2 separate regions of the Homo sapiens genome follow, and region 2 is linked to region 1. A link is a loop called in an ENCODE intact Hi-C map of the cell type or tissue named here. Cell type or tissue: CD4-positive, alpha-beta T cell. All regions are shown on one strand. Links, peaks and the distances in the headings refer to the core of each region. The heading gives the core; the rest is flanking DNA. Region 1 has its middle 51 kb from the start of LINC02230. Region 2 has its middle 12 kb from the start of FOXD1.

Region 1 (10,797 bases), core at 1,581-9,580:
ACCAGGAGAAATAACACCTGTGCCAAAAGCTTCCATCATCAAATATACAAGTTAGTTTAAATATTAACTGCCACTGTTCAGGAGCTTTTCCTAAGCAAAATTGACCACTTTATGGAGTTTGTGTTGCTGTAGGCATGGTCAGGAGCCTGGTTTCAGATGCCTCCCACAAGCTTCCAGCCTGTTTCCTGTCCAAGTCACTGTTGTCTACTGCTGGATCCAGTTGAAGAACTTCCTGTGAGCTTCCTACTGTGTGTTTTTAAAAATTCCTTTCTGAGAGTACAACCCTGCAGCACTGCTGTTAACACTCAATAAACCTTTTTTTTCCCTGGTAGCTGTTAAACTTTAACATCAGATTATACTACACATCAGCGGAATATCCCACACAGGGCTTCCTTGCTAAACACAAGTGAGTCCCCCTAATGCATTAGCTCTGGGGAGAGTACAAAACCTAGCTCACTTTCACAGCCACCTGGAGAGAAACTGCCAAAACAACGCTTTTAGTCCTTCCCAGACAGCATTGGCAGTTAGAAACATTAGCGTATCACTCAGACAAATGAACGAGGTGAAATTAGACACTTGAGATTTGAAGAAACAATTTAAAAATGTAAATTAGAAATTAATGAGGAATTACTTGCAAGCACAAATGCTATTTTCTTAGATTTTTCTAGTTTCAATCATTTGTAGTGCACATCTTCATTCTGTGAATTAAAAATGTAAGTTACTTAAAAAATGTTGTCTGACGAATCCGAATACTTGTCTAGATTCAAGAAGAAAAATATCCATAGATATTTTTCATATCTGCATAGAAAGGACACAGCAAATAATTCTCCTGGTCTCTTGTAATTTAAAACAGCAACATGGACCATGGCCTGGAAGCTGAGGCCTCAGGCCGAGCTCCAAACCCGACAGGTGTAGTGATATTTCATTTATAACTTGGACACAGGGGCTGATCTAGTCTGCACTGACAGAGCCATTGATGAGCACAGCACTGAGCAGAGACTGACAGACTGGCATTCTTCCACAAACATACAAAGGAAACCCTCTTTTCCCCTGCACTAATACAGCTTTGCTGGAAAAATCCCAGCCTGAGTTCCCACTTTTGATTTCACTTGGCATTTGTAGACAAATGGGCCCAGGTGCTTTCACTCTGCGCTGCCTGCTGATTGGGGAACAAAGTTCAAGAAGTCTTGGGAAGATAAACATTCAGAAGAATCTGGGCCCACGGGGCCATAGGTTTTGCCTTTGCAAATTAGACTCTGAGATAGCACAGTGCTATGTCATGTCCTCACACAGGATGAGTTTGGACGATGAACTGCAGAGTAGCAGGTTTTAGGTTTATGTACACATCTCTGGCTTATGTTTCATAGTGATTTTCTTTATCTAACCACCTGATTAAAAAATAACTTTGTGAAATTCATTTTAACACAGAGAGGGGTTGTCCAGTAGCCTTCCAATTTAAAACAAAGTGATCATCTAAAATGATTCCAACCATGGAACATCACATGGTATCCTCGAGAAAGACAATGGGAGAAATGAGAGACCAGCTTATAGAAATGATCCTGCAAAACTCTGTACCAGTTGAAACAGATTTAGACTATCACATGGGTAGAGTTGAAGAATAATGACTTCATCTTTTTATTTAGTGCATGTAGAAAATATTGTTCTTCATAATTATAATCAATTTCATCATCTTCTAAAGCAACAAAAGTCATTCAAATCTAATAATATTTGTAAGTGCTCCCAGTATCAGACTGAATTTACAACCCAAGGAAGACAACAGAGATGAATATGCCTATGCAAAATACACAGAGAGAATTACATAAAATATACACTGAGAGAAAATCCGCTTTCAGAGATAAGTATTTAAGAGTTTCAGACCTGGTAAAATTCTTAAGATGAGCCCCCCTTAAATGCATTTTTAAATCTCCTATAGCAATCAGCACAATTTCTTGCACAAAATTGGTGTCAGTAAGATTCTGTGTAGAAGGGTAGTATCCATATTTGTCTGGAAAATGGAATGAAGTGCACCTCTGAAGTTTACCTTCAAATCTCTGAACAAAAGGTAAACTTTTTTTTCTGGCTCTCACTTTGTGTTTTTTCTCCAAACTTTTCTCTTTAAAAGAAAAAAAAAATCCTCCCTCAATATATCCTAAGTCCTTCTTAAATTTGGATACTCCCTTGGTTTTTCTGCTTCCACCACCTCCTGGAGTGGCTCATTTCCTTGGGGAAGTTTTTCTGTGGCTGCTTCTCACAGAAGAACCAGAAACAAGTCTGGAACGTGGATCCTTGGAGCCTTAACCACATAGTCATCTGGACTGTTTTATGTCTTAGATGTATTGTCTGTGTAACTCACACTGAAAAACTTCATAGGAACTGCTTTCGAGTGAGCTATCTTAGATGCTGAAATCAGTTGAAAATCATGGAAAAGGTCATAAATAGCCCAAATTGTGAGTATAGCTTTGAAGGTGAGATTACTAAATGTGAAAATTTTCATAACGAGGGTGAGATTACTCAATGTGAAAACTTTCATAACAAGGAAAGTAAGAGTTCCTAAACTTCCAGATTGTGAAACTGTAAGCTGCCATCATTCCTATATCATTGTTTTACTGAAGAGGGTTGTGTTTGGGTCACCTCCTCATTGCCCTGAAAAGAGATTGGGTGTTGTAACTTCTGGCTGTACTCTAACTAATTACCCTTGCCTTGCAGAGGGTTTGAGAAACATCATAGTGGATCAAGAAATCATGAAAATCATACGAGTTTCACATTAGAACTAAAATAAATGGATGTGTGAGACCACCAAGATTTTCAGAAAGCAATATCTATTCAGCTGTGTACAATATCACAGAATTGATATTTTGATTCTTGGCAATTCAAGAATGTGCCAAGCAGAAGCCCTGTGATGATGTAATGTTTTATGTAGTGTTTACTTTTATCCAAGTGATATGTGCATGCATGTAAGGAGACAAAGAGTTGTTTAAGGCTTGTATGAGAAACAGAAGTCTCCTCTCCCAGCCTCTTCCACTTCCCGCTCTTAAAGGCAAACCCACTAGACTTTTTCAAATGATTATCTTGGTATTTACATCCATATCTCTAAATCACATGCTTTTATTGCTACATCCTGATTTTTCACTTTTAAATATTAAACTATGGAAGATAAGGATATAGCACTCTTTCTCACCCCCTTCCATCATCACCCATAGTCACATGACTCCTCACCCTCCAACTCTGTACTCCCAAATAGTTTTAGAGACTTTTAGATTGATATAGATGTTCGCATTTTATGACCATTTAAAAGCTATCAATAGCTGAGCCATGTGATAGTAATATCATCATCTTCCTGCATTATTTCCTTCCAAGTTTTTTTTTTTTACACTTTAAGTTGTAGGGTACATGTGCACAACGTGCAGGTTTGTTACACATGTATACATGTGCCATGTTGGTGTGCTGCACCCATTAACTCGTCATTTACATTAGGTATATCTCCTAATGCTATCCCTCCCCCCTCCCCCCACCCCACGACAGGCCCCGGTGTGTGATAATCTGGCCTCTTGCTTTCCTCTAAGAAGTCTTCCTCAAATGTCAGGTAATCCTTGGCTATCTGTTCATATGTAGGAATAGGGCTCTACAGATCTGATGGAAGGCTCTGTATGCAAAGGGAGGGCTCAAGATACTCCCTTTAGAGCGGGGTGATCTGGCTGAGCCATTTCATAGGTAAATGCCTGATATCAGTCTCATAGCTTTTCTCTTAAACTGTCCAGATTTCCCAAAGAAGTCTCTTTTCACTAGGGGGGCAAAATACAGTGAGGGGGTAATTTCAACATTCAGTGTGTCGGCTTTCACTCATTGCTCCTGTTTTCAGGATAGTTTTTCATCTTCACTATTCTTGCTGTTCCCCAGTTCAACAGATCCTTTGCCTTATCTTTGTCAGGGAATGAGTTTCCAGTCTTCTGCCAGAGTGGTAGAGGAGATATTGGGTCTGACTCTTTAACAACCTCAACCCGTCCTCTTATTTTTAGCCCCATCCTTAGTCCCCTTCTAGAGGTAACTGGTGTTGCCCATTCCTGTACCTTTTGGGGATTCCGTGGTTTAAATCAGGTTGCCTCCCAGCTTTTCTTATTTTCTTGGGTCGGCTAAGTCATTACCATTCCTCCAATGGTTTTTGGCTTTTAAATGTTGTTACTGTTTCTCTTCTTCTCTTTGTTTAACTTTCATTTAATCCCTTAGTTGTCATTTTAGTGGACTTTCTGGAGGGAGTAGAGGCAAATATGTGTATATAACTAGCCATGTTTTATTGGAAGTCCACTAAGCAATTTAATGGTTTTTTTTTTTTTTTTTTTTTTTTGAGACGGAGTCTCACTCTCACACCCAGGCTGGAGTGCAGTGGCACCATCTCGACCATCTCGGTTCACTGCAACCTCTGCCTCCTGGGTTCAAGTGATTCTCCTGCCTCAGCCTCCAGAGTAGCTGGGACTACAGGCACGTGCCACCATGCCCGGCTAATTTTTTGTATTTTTAGTAGAGACGGGGTTTCACCGTGTTAGCCAGGATGGTCTTGATCTCCTGACCTCGTGATCTGCCCACCTTGGCCTCCCAAAGTGCTGGGATTACAGGCGTGAGCCACCATGCCCAGACATTTAATGTATTTTTTAAAGAAAAGAAATAGAACTAATGTTCTACAGAGAAACCTTCCCAGACATTCCTGACATACATAGAGTCTAAGGCCTACTGTAAGTTGCTAAATTAAAAAGAAAATAATGCCTTTATCAGTCCTCTCCAATATCTGAGAGGTTGAGTCCTTATTTCACATGACTGCCATATGATGGCCAGAAGGCCTAAGAAGTCCTAAGTGCTTGGGCCTATGCTCACACTCTAAGAGTCTTAGGCAGGATTTCAGCCTCTCACTTCATCACTTCACCTATTCACCTGCAGCCGATTGCTGGGTAATTAACTAAGAAGCTACAAAAGGCAGGAGAGACCCTAACCCAGGATAGAAGAGGAGGACCTGAAACTTGGAGAACTCACTCCCTCCCCTGCCTGGTGGCACAGCCATGGGATTGCCCTGCCAGCTGCCCTTTTTGACCTCTCATTTCCCTTGTCTCCTTCACAACACTGGGACAGAATGGGGAAGCACACACTTCATTAGTCCACTAAGGAGTGCCTAGCCTGTGGCGTCAGGAACGAGGATTCTGCCAGGTCACTTTTCTCAGCAGCCAACTGGATGAACACATCCCTGCAGGGAAACAGTTTAATCTGCCTCCCATTCCTAAAACTGTTTTTGAAAGAAAAAAATTTAAAGTTGTTATAATAGTTTACATGAAGGGGCTTGCAACTGCCTACTCATATACACACACTTCATTGCTTTTATGTAGGGCAAATGGAGAGGGAGTAAGAGAGGTCCCTTAGCTTGGCAGGTGTTGATGAATGTCTTAGTGAATTGACTGTATATAGACAGGGCTCAGGATTATCTATGCGCTTGCTTTTTAAAGCGTCACCTGGCCCTCTAAGATACTAATCTTCAGTTCCACACTCTGGGCATCTGTCACTTTGCTGTGTCCCAGTGATATCACTGGCTCCCAAGATTAAGGCTCCAGAGCCAACGCTTGATTTATTACTTGGATGATTCACACAAAAAACTCAACATCCCCTGCTTGCACTGTGGAATCTGGCAAGAGCTCTCACCTAATGAGTGCCTTCCCTTCTCTTAGCCCTCGGACTACTCTCTTATTTCTAATCCAAATTTCTATTCTGAGGAATAGAACTCAGCCTGCTGCAGAGTTCAAGGGCTTGGGAGCTAGAGGAATTCCTGGGGGTGCTGGGAAGCTGCTGGGGCCTGGATGTCAGTAACACTGTGCTTATTTCAGCTTCTCAAACAAGTACTCCAGGCTCCATCCTGCTCCAAGCTCAGGGTGAGCTTCTTTCAGAGCCAACACCATTTTCTGCATGTGTGTCTTCATACATAATTTTCAGTAATACTTTGCAGGCAGCTGCCTTTCTACATAGGATCAGCTGCCGGAAATGCAGGAAACCACACAGGCCAGAAACAAAAAGACACTCGAGGTATTGTTTAGAGAACACATGTAAGTTGTTAGAAACCACAACATCCTACACCTGTAGCAACATCGGCTGCAGATGGGTATGTGCTCTGCAGCCCATTCCAGACTTTAATGTGTATTACTTTTAAGAAACAAACTCAGGCTGCCTTTCTGCCAAGTTCCTTGATGCAGATGACTGCTCGTGAAAGGCCATATATAGTACAACTTTACTGCCTCTCGAGGAAAGAAAAGGCTTCGTTTGCAAGAGTTTGCCCTAACTCAAGCCAAGGTCATCAACTGAGGTTTCTGTCAGATCAGTTTTGGCCCCAAAGATTTTGCTTGCTCTTTCAAAGTAAACAGGAAACCAAAACAAACTCTATAGAGCTAATGCCTCACAAAAAGCAGACTCAGCCACTCGCTCACTCACTCAATCATTATTGTCCAAAAGTAGCACTTATCATCTTGATATTATTAGTTCTATGAGAAACACATCAGCTCTGTTCACTTTAACTCCCTCCTAACTGTGTTTTCTGAGAATGGATCTAGGGTCCAATGATGGAGTCAGAGTCTTGTTGTGCAACAGGCTTTCCATTGACTGGGGTTTGAGCACCTTATCAAACAGTGATTTTATCTTTATTAGTTTCCTGTTTGAACCCAAGCTATAAACACCATAACCATTAACAGTTTCACTGTTCACAATACATGAATGTTCTCAAAATTGATGACTGTCTACAACTTTGAATCAGATGCAAGACCATAAAGTCATGTGCACTGTGAGAACCAGAAGGGGGCAGAGGCCTGACAGCAGCAGAAGTGTGATAGGATGCTGACTGCCTCTGAGGAAACAGACTTTTTTTTTTTTTTTTTTTTTTTTTTCAGATGGAGTCTCGCTCTGTCACCCAGGCTGGAGTGCAGTGGCACTATCTCAGCTCACTGCAGCCTCTACCTCCTGGGTTCAAGTAATTCTCATGCCTCAGCCTCCTAAGTAGCTGGGATTAAAGGTGCGCATCACCAAGTCTTGCTAATTTTTGTATTTTTAGTAGAGACGGGGTTTCACCATGTTGGCCAGTCTGGTCTTGAACTCCTGACCTCAGGTGATGTGCCTGCCTCAGCCTCCCAAAGTGCTGGGATTACAGGTATGAGCCACTCTGCCCAGCCTGGAAATATTTTTATGTTAGGGACGCTTTAAGGATTTTTCTCATTTTTATTTTATTTTGTATTGATTCTCAGGGTCTTTCTGCCTAAGCCAACTTCTTAACAGAGATACTGGCAAGGCATATGAAAAAGATCCTGAATGCTTTTTCTGTTAATTTTGGCCCTCCGGTAGCTTGAGTAAGTCTGTCTGATGATCTATCTGTTTTCTTTTCTTTTTTTCTTTTGCGATCTGTTTTCTGAAAAGACACTTTCCCTATTAATTCCACAGGATTGTGGTGAGGACCACATATTTTCCTTTGAAAAACATCAAGTGATAAATCTAAGGTGACTTCTTACCTTTAAAATTAAGGGAAGGCTTATTTAATTACCCAGAATATTAAGTTATATGCTGCTGAGTAACAATTTATCCCCAAACTGAGCAGCTTACAACAATAAACGTTTATTATCTCACAGTTTCTGTGAGTCAGGAATTCAGTAGTGACTTAGCTGGTTGGTTATGGCTCAAGTGTTAGCCGGGGTTGTGGTCATCTGAAGGTTTGACTGAGGCTGGAGGATCCACTTCCACGATGGCTCACTCACATGGATATTGGCAGGAGGTTTCAGTTTCTTGACACATGGGCCTCTCTATATGGCTTCTTCAGTATGTATGACATGACAACTCTCTTTTCCCAAAGTGAGTGATCCAAGAGAAATCAAGGCAGAAGACACAATATGTTTTATGATCTAGCCTTCAAAGTTACACATTGTCATTTCCATACTATACTACTGGTTACACAGTTCAGTCCTATTTAGTATGGGAGTGGACAACAAAAAGTGTAAATAATAGGAAAAGAGAATCATTGGGGCCAGTCCTGAAAGTTGGTTATCACAGAATTGAACTATGCTGACAAATGATGAAGTGAATTAAAAGTAGTTATTAAGTGCATGTTTGAGCTCAGCATATTTTGTTTCCAAACATTTTCCCAAATCCATGGACACAGGTGCCTATCATATGTCTGAGTATTATCTGACAAGCCCTGAGTGTGGAATCAAAGTTAAATACTAGGTCACTGGAGTCAGGACTGGATATAAATCTGGCTCATTTGCCTACTTGTTTGAGCCTATATTTCCTCGTTTGCAAACTGGATTAATATACTTATTTCACAGGCTTATTATAGCCATTAATCAAAAGATCATAGAACAGTATCTAAGTATTCAATCAATGGTAGGTATTTTCATTAATTATTATTGTTCTTATTATACAATTTAGCTTGAAAGATTACCATAAGTGCAGAGAGTTTGCATTCTGGCACTCACATAACAAGAAGCCTGAATGTTGCCCAGTTTCAGGTATAATTAATGCTGTGGTTCAGTGACATCATCAAATACCCAGATTCTTTCCATCTTTCTTCTCTGTCATCCTTGGCATTTGGATTCTTCCCTTGGAGTCATAAGATAAATACAGCAACTTGGAGCATCATGTCCTCACACAATTACATCCAAAGGCTGAAAAAGTAAGGCCCTTCCTTTTATGCATTTTAACGTGAAAAAAATATTTCCATACCTCTAGAAGACTATTCCTCAGGTTTAATTGATCTTAATTGTATTGCATGTTCATTTCTAAGCCAATCATTTGCAGGGGATAAGGAATGATCAGTTTTTAGCTTAGATTAATCAAAGCTATTCCTTCAGGCTGGGGAGAGGCTTGGCTTTCTGGAAGCATGTTGCTGTGTGATGCCTGAAAAAAATTAATATGTAAGAATGACAAGAATGGCTGTTGGGTGAGCCACCAGCCTCTATTACAGGGTCCATGAGAGATACAACTGTGAAAAGTTTGCTTTCTGAAAATGCCTTTATTCTATCTGTACACTTGGTGGGTAGTTTAGCTGGATATAGAATTCTGGACTGGAAATGATTTTTCCTTAGAATTGTAAACATTGCTCTCTTTCCTTTTCACTTTCGGTGTTATTTTTGAGAAGTCCAATGCCTTTTTGATTCCTGATTTTGGTAAAGGACCTGTTTTTCTTTCTAGAAGTGTTTTGAAGTTTCTATTTATTCATGAGTTTCTGAAATTTTATGATTATGTGCTTTGGTCTAAAAATTTTTCCTTCTTTGTATTGGGCACCCAATTGGTCCTTCCAGTCTGGGAAGTCATCCCAATTAATTCTGGGAAATGTTCTTGTACCATATTATTAAATAATTTTACCTCTCTATTATCTCTGTACTTTCTTTCAGAAATTCAACTTGAATGTTAGGCCTCCTGTATTGATCTAGTTTCCTTATCTTTTTGTTTCTATTTTTTTCCATCTTTTGGTCCTTTTATTCTTTTTTTGAAATATTTCTGTAACTTCATCTGGACTTCAACTTTTACTGAATTTATTTCTACCACATTTTTAATTTCCAAAATTTATTCCTTATTCTCTTAATGTTTCTTTTTTAGAGCATCCTTTTCTTATTTCACGGATACAATCAATAGTTTTTCTCATCTCCTCAAAGATTTTACTTACAGGATTTGTTTGTTTTATGTGTGTTTTTAAAAATTTTCTCTACTTCCTCTTGGTTACTTATTTTTCCATTTTGGTCTTCATCTTTTGTTAAAGAGTTTCCTTAAAATATCTGATGATTTTTCTTCACTTTCTCATATTTTAGTGAAGAGAGCACTTTCCCCCACCTTACTGCCTACTAATAAGGTAAGTTGTAATATTAGAACAGGAAGGAATGCCTATCTTCACTTTACAGATGAGAAACTGAGGCATATGGTATTATATAATCTAGCTAATAAAATGCAGCCAGAGTGTGATGAATGTGAGCTCCAAGTACAATACTGACTCAGTAGGTAAAACTTATCCTTGGCATTGGCCCTCCTCTCTTGTCTTTTTCTCTCTCTCTCCCTCAGTTTGGTTTCAGAAGAAAAATCTATTGACATTTAAAATGAAGCAGGAATTAATGGCAAGGGAAGAGCTGGTACCTCCCCCTAACGTCACTCTAGTTTTCAGCATTTTAGCGGGGACTGTGTTTACTCAAATTAGCTGTGGAATCAACATAGATAACATTTCTTGATCTGGTATTGTGGTGTGAGGCAACACAGACAATTAATATTGGCCACTGTCCCCAGAGGTTTTACATTTTAGAGGAGATGGACTATTTATCTAAAAAGATAATTACATTATAATTTAGTTGCCCTGCACTCCTTGAGATAGCTTAACACCTTAAAGGTAATGACTGCTTGGCATCATAAGCCAACTTCACCCTGTAAGAACACTGAGATTTCAGAGAAGCCAACTTCACCTTCTAAGAACATCGAGATTTCAGAGGAAGATGTGGGCTCAGAGAGGGCAGCCAGGTCTGCAAGAGTTGGAAGTGCCCACAGGACAGTGGGAGGGCCTCTGTGGAGTCCAGGCAAGGGAAATTGATGAGCAAATGTGAGGGGTTATAATAGGTGACTCAGTGCTCTCCTTGCTTAGATCCCCAGAAGAACAGGGGTCAATACCCAAGCCCTCCGCGTCTGAAAGGCAGCAGTCCTTGGAGTAAGTGTGGGGGGCATGCAGGAGTGACACATGATTCAGACTCAACAGTCACACCAGTGTCTTCTAGTTCTTACTTAACCTTCTTGGTTCTCAACAGCAAACCA
Region 2 (10,797 bases), core at 1,306-9,305, 48 kb before region 1:
ACAGCTTAGGCTTCTTTCTTGTTAGTGTTGACCCCTCTGGCATGTAGGAAACTTCCTGGTTCATTCCTCCAGCTTCTTTCCTCTAGTAAAATACTAGTCAGTAAGATGCAAAGCACACACAGAGAAAACAACTGATGATTCTCATAGATCTCCTTTGATTCCCAAGCCTCCATACATGGTGGCTAGGAGGAGAAACGAAGATAACAGTGATGAGCTTCTGATGACTTACATTTAGAGTTTTTCTTGTCGCTATTATCATGAGCGTACCACCTTGAAAAAACTATTTTGTGCTACTCTGTCTTTTAAAAGTAAAAGTTTTAGGGAAGCATATGTTTGGAAAAGTGCACAAATCCTAACAATTTCTCGCAGTGGCCACATATGTATTACATAACTAGCATCAGAGCAAGAAGCAGATGTTATCAGTGTCCCAGAACCCCTTTCCTGTCTATTCAGTCACTATCATCACCACAGATTGACTTTGTAAAAGGACTCTCACTAATAATTCTCTCAACTGCACTGTGAAATAGTGAGGACAAGAATTATTATTGACCTTATTTTACAAATAGAGATATCAAGGCTCAAAAGAGATTAAATGACTTGCCCAAGGTCACAGCTACTGGGACTTCAGCATTTAAAACCCATCTTATTTTTGTTACATCACACTGCTACTTTGTTGCCATCATTGTGATTTATTAAATGACAACTGTGGTAGGGAAGTTTCCTTAGAGGTCACTGTGCAGAAGAGTCATGTATTTCTTACACATTTCTTTTTTTTTTTTTTTTGGCATTGTTGCCACACCCTCCTCCCTACCACTTCCACCCAGGTCTTCTGAGAGATACTCTAGCAACTCATCTCAGATTCATTTGGAATTGATAGCTAATTATTTTAAGAGGCATTAGCTTCCTCCACGTAGCTCTACATGATACACATGATACTTTCCTGGCATCCCTCCCGCCCCCCCATTTTTTGGCATCAACAGTATTTATCACACACACACACTCACATACACACACACACGCAGCTTATTTTGTACCATTTACCCATGTCCTCAGCTTCTTTTGCTGGTTTTTAATGGTCAAGATCCTCTAGTTTAGAACTTTTTGCTAAACTGCTAAGCGGGTCTTACAACCATCCTTAGGGACACCTCCTCTCTGTGTGGAAAAGGTAAGAATACATAAGGAGTCAGATCAACTGGTTTAACACTTAATGAGAAAATGAAAAATTTTTCTGAGGATATGCCCCTTCTCCCAGCATACTGTTGAAGATATTTTGTTTTCTTTGAACAGCTGTATATGATGTGGCTTGGGCCAGTCCTCCGCCCCTATACAATTAATCCACCTGCCTTGCCAGAGGTCTCCTAAAATGCTTGTGGGGGAATTCTAGACTACCTGCAAGCTTACCATTGCCCATTGCCACCCAGAAGCCTTGTTGTAGCCTAGCCTCCTCAAGCATGGGCTGGGGCCACTGTTTTGTTCAGTTTGAAGACATCCATACCAGAGTCAGTGCAGGGATTGTGCCTGTAAGCTGCAGAGAGCAAAGGAGAGTGTGTATGGCAATCTTTCCAAGGGACAGTGCTTAATGCAAGAGAACATTGATTTCCTGGAGAAAATATGTTGTTTTAAAAACCAGAAACTTTTTTCTTTTTAATTCTAGAGTTTAAAAAAACAACAAAAACCTAGGCCCCACCAGTCCACTGAGCACCAGGAGAGGAACAGGTGTGGGGTGGAGGTGGGTGGGTACAGGCTGAATCTGAGGCCCTGCGGCCTTGCCTGGATCTCCCTGTCCCAGAGGGAGTCAGGCACAGACCAAGGATTCTTATTGCAATTACTCATCAATAATAGACTGGCAAAGAGGGGAGGGCAGAGATTAATTATGGCAGAAGGCAGAAGTGTCTTTGCTTACTTGTCTAGGAATTCCTGTTAAAATAGCTGGAAGACAGATCTTTTCAGCAGCAAAAGGAAGCAACACATTTTTGGAAAGGTCTATAAGAAAGGGTTATTATGAAGGAAAAATAACTGGTTCTCTATTTTTGCTTATTCTTTTTTTTTTTTTTTTTTTTTTTGAGACGGAGTTTCGCTCTGTCGCCCATGCTGGAGTGCAGTGGCGCGATCTCGACTCACTGCAAGCTCCGCCTCCCGGGTTCACGCCATTCTCCTGCCTCAGCCTCCCGTGTAGCTGGGACTACAGGCGCGCGCCACCATGCCCGGCTAATTTTTGTATTTTTAGTAGAGACGGGGTTTCACCGTGTTAGCCAGGATGGTCTCGATCTCCTGACCTCGTGATCCGCCCGTCTCGGCCTCCCAAAGTGCTGGGATTACAGGCGTGAGCCACCGCGCCTGGCCTATTTTTGCTTATTCTTATGCAGAGAGTTTCATATATGTATGAAACTGTGCAAAATTTTGTTCTGTTAGATGATGGACTATGAAGAAAAAAAAATCACAAGCCAAAAGAAAAAAAATCTCCAAAGACTGCAAGAGAAGAAAGAATAGTTTGAAATTAAACATTAGATCAGTTTTCATAATTATTTGCATTTTTCTTGTGGGGTAGGAGAGGTTGTGAGAATCAAGTAATACAATTTATGTGAAAATGCTTTGGAAAACTTAAAACCTGTATAATGTGTAAGAATTATCCCTTTGTGGCTTCTTTCCACATCCTTATTTTTCAAGGAAAAAAAGAAAAGGAAAAACTTCTAAATTTTGGCATATACTTAAATCCCTAAATTAGTTAAGAGAAATTTTTGGCCATATATAAAAATTTATCTTCAAAATTTCCATTCCTATCTATGAAATAAATTAGTTCTTCTAGATATAATGAGGATAAAAGAGATGGCATGTGTTTTCTCTTACTTAGCCAGATGTGTATTTGGACAGATAACTTTCCCTTTCTAAAATAAACAAACCACTGGTGTTTTAAATCTGCTCTTCTAGTCTCTTGCTCTATTTCTTTCCTCTACTTATCTACTGATCATCTATTTAACCTCTAAGCTTTGAAAAGTGGGATTAGTCTGCACTATTTATTGAGCACCTGCTATATTGCAAATCCCTTTACTCCTGCTTTAAATATAAGAAACAAATTAAAGAATTCCTGCCACCAATAAGCACTCGCTATGGAACAACAAGAGCAAGCCATTTTAGCAGGAAACAATGGGATGGAGGGAAAGTTAGCAAGATATATTTTTAAAATCTCTCCATTAAAACGATTTCTTTTCATTACCAAAAATCTCCCTAGTGTCTAAATGAAACTAATAATAGCTTCTTGACAATATCTTTCTCGTGTTGCCAATTTACTCACAAAATGACTAAAACGCCTGAGCACCTTTGCCTATGTGGTATGGAGGCAACTCAGTGCCAGAAGTTTCCAGGCACTGTGAATTTGAATTTCTTCCCAAGTGTTTACAGCTTTTTACTAATAGATTGAATCCTATCCCTAGCTGCCAGTTTTCTGTGAAGAGCTGAAAAGGAGGAGGGTGATGGTTTGTGCTCAGGCCCTCAGATATCATTGTGAACAGAGACAGTCACCTATTCCGAATGAGTTTAGGCTCACATGGGTTTGTGGAGAGTTAAATACAGAGACCCAGTAAAACAAAAACAACAAAAACCCTAGGGCACTTTTTTTCTTTTTGCAGGCTTAAACATTTTATTACAAATAAAAAAATTAAAATTAAACCAGGTATATTTTCCTTGCTAAACTTTTAAATAAACACTTTCCCACTTGCTGAAGTTGTAGTCGCATCTTCAAAAGGCAGACAGCAAATCCAGGTTTTGGACCACGGGGGGTGGTGCATAAGCACCCAAGAGTTTTTCTGCATTTATTTCACCTTTAAGTTGTCATTGCTAAGGAACTGCTTCCAAATCACCAAGTTTGGGTCTTGGCGTTTTTTGTTTTTTTTTTTTTTGTCTCCAGAAGTAACTGGGAGTACAGAGGAGAAAAATAAAATGTTGAGGCATTCTGTGCTCTGTTTTTCTATTTAAGGAATTTACTATTTCTTTGCCTTCCTCCCCCCTTCCTGGCCTCCCTCCCTATCTGCATAGATAGCAGGACTCCAGCAAACTATATCCCACAGGTCTTTAGAGTTATGTAGGATAGGATCCCTTATTTTAGGGAGTTGGTGGGCGCGGGTTGTTACTGTAACTCTATTCTGTAACTAAAGCTCTGGCATGTAATAAATCTCTCCCCAAAGACTTTTGGATCTTTGATTTGAAAAATCGGATTCCTTTTGTGGAAACAGTTGACAGGAACCTAAAAGGATTAGTTGCATTCCACATAGGATAATTTTTACTGGCAACATTTTGAAACGATTTGGTCCCTTTCAGACCTTAAACAATGTCCAGAAAAATGATCTAACGAGACTTTTATTGTTTTCCTTTGTGTGTGAATCCGCTTGCGCCAACATCTCGATGGGGTTTTGACGGTTTTGCTCCTGAGCAGGGCACTGAATTAATTTCTGATCGCCGTTTCGACTCGGTTAGTTACCTCCTTCGGCCAGGGGCCTGGCGGTGTTTTCCAGGCGTCAGCCCTTGAAATGGCAACAGGAGCGGGAGGCTCGGCCTCTCGGTGGCGCTGTGTCCGGGAGGGACGCGGGGGCCGCTGCCCGCTCGCCCGGGGCCCCGGCAGCTCCGGCGCCTGACGTCGTAGGGGCCGACGAGGCAGCGCGCACGCCCCAAACTGCCATCGTCAAACGCTCCCGGGGCCCTCCATCCACGGGAATGAGACGCGGAAAGGGAGATAATTCGGCTTCTCTCTCTCCTCCAACCGCCCCCCTCCTAAAGCCCCAAGCACAAAGCCGAGAGCGGCCCGCCTTCCCCTCGCAGAAGGCCGCCGAGCTGCTGCGAACCAGCCGCGGGCCACGGCGCCCCCCGCCCTCCAGCCTTCTCCACTGTTTATTTTGTTGTCAGCGGACTTATCAAGATGTTAGTTTGCTGGAGGTTCTGACCTGCCCGGGCGCTTTGGCTGCTCGGCCCGGGCTTTCCCCTCTGTTTTTACACCTGCATAAACTCCACCGCACTCCCCTGTCTGATTTATAGCCCAATTAAAGGTTCAGTGTTCTCCAAGCCACCCGGGCTGCTCCCTTCCCCGCCTCCCGCCGGCTGTGGCGAGCGCAGGAATGCGCGAGGCCGCGCCTAAGGCCGGGCCGCGGCCGAGGCGGTTCTGCGCCCAGCGACCCTCAGGAGCGGCGGCGCGAATGAACGGCCTGCGCCCGGAGAAGGGCAGAGAAACCTCGGGCACATCACCCAACAGCCGCGAGCAGAAAGGCCGCGTCCCCAGCCCAGAGTGATTTCCTTCCTGGGGTTTCGGCCTGAGTGGGACGAGGCGCTCCCCCGACAGCATGCGAGGCCGGGACGGGAGGGCGCTGGGAGCTGCCACGTGGCGCAGCCCGACGCGGAGGCCAGGGGTCCGGCCGCTACGCCGCGCCTCCCCACGATTTTCCGGGTGAGGAAGGGGCGGCCGCGGGGCCCGGCGGGGCGGAGAGGCTCCGGGCTGGGGCGGGAGGCCGTGCCCGCTCCACCGCGGCCCTACCTTCCCGCCCGCCTCGCTCGGCGAAGGCCGGAGACCGCGGCCTGGAGACGCTCCCCGGGGTAGCGGGTGCTTCCAGCTGCCGGGCTCCGGCTGTGGGCGGGAGGCGCGGGGGGTCAAAGACCGCCCAGCCTGCGATCCGGCCAGAGCCCAGCCCCAGCGCGGGCTTCGGCTCCAACTTCCTTCTTTGCGGCCTTTTCTTTACGCAGAGAATAAGCGGCAACCCAGCCGAGATTGGCAGCATTGAGCATCTTCCTAACCCAACTCTGTCTTCTTTCCATCTATCAATCCACCTTTCTAATTAGACTAATTAGGAGCGCTCTGGAGTGTCGCTAGGCCCGGGGACTGAACCGCTTAGGGGTTGTGAAAAGACGCCTGAATGGCCTCGCTGGGGGCCGGGCGGGGGCCTTTGCGACCCATTCAGCACAGAGTAACAGTGGCTACATTTATCCCTGGCCATTGAAAAGAGGCTCGATTAAAACGTTTGGGAACTAATGCCACCCTGCATCCCCTCTCTAATTAGAGGAGCCCAGGGCGAAGGCGAGAGCGCCCGGGACCCCGCAGACACTAGTTCTGTGCGCTACTGCTTTCCGCCCTTTCAGCACAGCCGATTTCCTTCCCCGAGACAAAAGTCCGCCACCTCCCCACCTGTTGCCCGGTCCTTGCTTTCCCACCCATCCCGAGCCCCTTCGCCCTCATCCCAAGCTGAAGGCCCCGCCAACTGCGTTACAACGCACAGCCCAGACGTTGGGGTCAGCGGAGTGGAAAAAAGGCGCCTAGTTCCCTCCTTCTGTCTTGGAAAGCATCCTTTTGCATTCGGTAGGCTACACATTTTCCTCTCCATCTGTCTTCCGTATTTCTCACATACTTACCAGCTCCTCCCTCTCCTCGTCCTCACTTTTAGCAACATGGAATTTCCAAGTAAGCATTTGGGAATGAGAGGAAAGTGGGTCGGGTGCCATCCTGAAGTCACTATCTTGGCCAAACATTATGCTGTAGGAGTTCCTCGCTTGCGTAAATAATGTGTATTTTTTGTTACCAGTTTTTTTTAAAAGAAATGTGTGTGGAGCACCTACTGTGTGACTAGACAGACAGATTCTTACTATACTCCTCAGTCTTCTTCCTTCCCTCTTAAGTCCATCTCCAAATCTGTCTTAAGAAGTTAAACCTGACTTGGTTCAATTCCTTAGGCAAGCTGTTGATTCTGTCCCCATAGTTTATATGTAGATGTATTTTTTCTTTGTCTTTTTCATGGCTCATTAGAAAGAACTGCAGACACAGGATAACAGGGAAGCAAAAGAGAAATAGTAGACATATTGCAACTACAGATTTTGTGTGGGGAGGGCGTTGTTTGTTCCTTTTGTTGATGAGAAGTTATCTAATATTTTTACAAAAATTTGAAGCAAACTTTGCCCTAAAATAAAGGTGACCAAAAGGGGTTTGATTTCCTCTCTCTCTCTCTCTGTCTCTCTCTCTCTTCACCCCGCCCCCCATCCCCTTAATCCTTCTTTTTGGAAAAGAGCCAGATGTACAAAGAAATATCATCAGGTCACTGTTCTTGATCTTGTTAATTTAGAAAATAGAACCTCAGCAAAAGATGCTATTAACTAAATGTCAACCCACAGCATGCAAAATTCCTTGGATCCAAACTTCAAAAAAAGGAATGAAAGATGTCATGTGAGTGAAAGGAATCATGGAATTTTTAAAGGCCTAAACTGATCTTAATAGGGTTTTATTGCTTCCACACTCTGCTTCACAATATTTTAATTTCACAGTTACAGTATGCATGACATTGCACCATAAATCTAACTAGTTTAGAAACTGGGAGGGGCAGAGAAGAGGAAAGAGGTGAGAAAAGCAGTTCATTTGCATTGGAGAAAATGACAATTTGTAAGATGTAAAAATTCCTGGAAACTTTGAGAGGAAAAACCAAAATCGATTCTGCCTGTGATGTTATCACCAAACCTCTTATTTTTTTCATTTCAGTTGTTAGCTTAACTTTTAATTAAAGAATAACATAGATACAATAAAGTATCCAACTCCTAGTGTACATCTTGGTGAATTGTCCATATATATGCACCTGTGTAGCCACCAGAGGTACAGAGTATTTTAAACACCCCAGAAAACTCCTCTGTGCCTGTATCCAATAAATGTCATTCCACTTCCAACCACTGTTCTCATTTCTCTCACCACAGGTTAGTTTTACATGTTTTTGAACTTCATATAAATGAAATTATACAATATGTATGGAGTCTCTTGATTGACTTTTTTTTTACTCATCAGTATGTTTGTGATATTCATCTGTTCAAACTCCTATTTATAGAATAATATAAATGATAAGTCAATTTAGATAGATAAAGAATGGGAAGCAAATGCTGGAAAGCTTTATCTTAACCTGAAATTAAAACATATGACCCTCCTCAAACCCCAACATTTCATTATCAACTAACAGAGGTAATTTTATGATTATAAGTAAATAAAATGAAATGATTTACACATAGTAACTGCTAGTTACATCATTTTCAAGATGCAGTTGTGGGTAAATGTAAGTGGAGCAGAAGCCACAAGCTGTTTTGTAATTGGATTCTTTTCCTCCTTGCCATTTCATTCCCTAAGACTAGTAGTAAGCACTTTGGGCCTCTTCACAAAGAGTGGCATGAACTTGAGGGGGAAAGTAAATTGTATCCTGTGTGTTCCACCTCAGCCGTGCAAGTACTTAATGCAACAGCCTCTCAAGGGCACTTTGAATTCTGTTTGAAGTAAAGTGATCATTTTGCAACTAACATAGCAGTCTCTACTTTGTCTCATCTATGGGTCACCATACAGACCTATTAACTTTGAACAGAGCAAACCTGCAGAATTATGATTGTGCTGTTCACTCCTAGCATCCCCAGAAATCCACCCACAAAAGCCAGCCACAAAGCCAGAATTCACAGTAGAATTTATGCTGCGAGTGACCAACCAGAGGCAACCAGTGCAGCCCAACATTAGTCCTCCTTCCCTCAACAGAAACAGAAGGCAGCCAATAGGACTTTTTTTTTTCCAGGAAGGACAATATTTTTAGACAAAGGCATGTTTATGACGTGGGAGAAATTATAAGGGCAGGTGGAAGAGCCTGAAGTGAGTTTTTGGTCACTTATGCTGGACATTGGTAAACGAAGTGATGAACACATCTTTTTATAATTTTAAAGCTAAAAATCAGTATAAAATAAGGCTTGAAGTTCATACCCAGGAAGACAATGTGAAGGCAAAAATCCATCTCTTTTGAATTATCATAAGACCAAATACATTGAATCAGCAATTTCCAAAAATAATTAGAACTACTGACCTATTAGAATAGCTAAAATAGCAATAATACCAAATGCTAGCAAGAATGCAAAAAACCTGGATCTCTCCTACATTATTGATGTGAATGTAAAGTGGCACAGTCACTCTGGAAAATAGTTTGTCAGTTACTTACAAAATTAAATACGCACTTACCATTCAGCCCAGCCACTATGTCCTAGGGCATTAATCCCAGAGAAATGAAAATTTATGTTTGCAGAAAAACTTGTACATGAATGTTCATAGTAGCTTTATTTGTAACAATAAGAAGAAAGAAAGAAAAAAGACAACCCATATGTCCTTCAGTGGTAAAACTCTGGGATATTCATACAAAGGAATACTACTTAGGAATAAAAAGAAATAAACTACTGATGTGCACAACAAATAGAATCTCAAGGGCAATATAGGGAAAACAGTCCACCTCAAATTGTTACATACCGCATATTTCCATTTATGTAACATTCTCAAAATGACAAAACTGTACATATGAGAACAGATTGGTGGCCTACACAGGACAGGGAAAGGGTGGGGGTCCGAATGTAAGAGGGGACCAGGAATGAGTTCCTTTGTATTGATGGAAGAGTTCTCTACCTTGTTATGGTGCTTACTTGAATTACACATGGGATAAAACTACATAGAACAGTACACACATGAATGCATGTAAAACTTGGCAAAAACTGAGTAAGGCCTGTAGTGTACTTAACAGTGAAAATACGGTGGGGCGCGGTGGCTCACGCCTATAATCCTAGCACTTTGGGAGGCTGAGGTGGGTGGATCACAAGGTCAGGAGATCGAGACCATCCTGGCTAACACGGTGAAACCCCGTCTCTACTAAAAATAAAAATACAAAAATTAGCCGGGCGTGGTGGCGGGCGCCTGTAGTCCCAGCTACTCGGGAGGCTGAGGCAGGAGAACGGCATGAACCCGGGAGGCGGAGCTTGCAGTGAGCCGAGATCACACCACTGCACTCCATCCTGGGCAACAGAGCAAGACTCCGTCTTGGGGGCGGGGGGGAGAAAACAGTGACATACAATGTCAATTTCTGAGCCGGACATGGTAGCTCATGCCTGTAAGACACGGTAGCTCATGCCTGTAATTCCAGCACTTTGGGAGGCTGAGGCCAGTGGATCGCTTGAGGCCAGGAGTTCAAGACCAACCTGGTCAACATGGTGAAGCCCCTGTCTCTACTAAAATTACAAAAATTAGCCGGGCATGGTGGTGGGCATCTGTAATCCCAGCTACTCAGGAGGCTGAGGCAGGAAAATTGCTTGAACCTGGGAGGGGGAGGTTGCAGTGAGCTGAGATCACGCCAGTGCACTCCAGCCTGAACAACAGAGGGAGACTCTGTCTCAAACAAAAACAAAAACAAAGACAAACAAAAAATACACACACACGCACACAAAAAGCAGTGTTATATAATGCCTGTTTCCTAGTTTTGATATTGTATTGCAATTACATGTCGCCACTAGAGAAAGCTGGGTGAAGGGTGTATGGAACTCTATTTTTGCAACATCCTATGAGTCTATAATTATTTTAAAAAATAGTTAAAAAAAGGTAAAGGATCCTTCAGTTTCTGTGTCATTAATAAAACTCCACTGATGGCAAGTGCTTTCATTGTCTTTTTCAATAATTAATAAGGGTAATTATCTAGCTCTGTCCTTGCAACAGGTACTTTATAAACAATGTTTAAAAACTGATAATTTTCAATTGCATTTTCTATCAATAAGCCCCATCATGAAAACTTTTTGAAATGCAAAAAAAAAAAAAAAAAAAAAAAATTGCCCATTCATTTGAAAAACTTTATTCTTTGAAGGTAGATTTAATTTTGCAAATGGCCAAATGTCACTGAGTCAAATATGTTGAATAAAGTGGATGAACAAATTTAGTAAAAACAAACAAACAAAAACTAACATATCCTTGAAGATTTATCATCTTGTGTGTCTTGTAAACTGGTTACA

The links. Peaks named below come from ENCODE experiments on the same cell type or tissue, not always from the same donor. Only the 100,000 strongest peaks of a DNase experiment are listed, where the experiment ranks them.
Region 2: a loop joins it to region 1, with 3 times the contacts of the local background. A loop is called at or near these places in 11 of 110 quality-filtered maps.

Annotation. Positions count from the first base shown.
Region 1 is chr5:73,383,297-73,394,093 of GRCh38, reverse strand. No RefSeq gene overlaps it. Among named protein-coding and RNA genes, the nearest start is that of LINC02230, 51 kb to the right of the region's middle. In CD4-positive, alpha-beta T cell, for the core only: no CTCF peak of the experiment used is centred there; DNase peaks (open chromatin) are centred at 6,053 and 6,823; H3K27ac peaks cover 331 bases.
Region 2 is chr5:73,431,488-73,442,284 of GRCh38, reverse strand. No RefSeq gene overlaps it. Among named protein-coding and RNA genes, the nearest start is that of FOXD1, 12 kb to the left of the region's middle. RefSeq lists an enhancer at 5,760-6,663. In CD4-positive, alpha-beta T cell, for the core only: no CTCF peak of the experiment used is centred there; no DNase peak of the experiment used is centred there; H3K27me3 peaks cover 5,073 bases.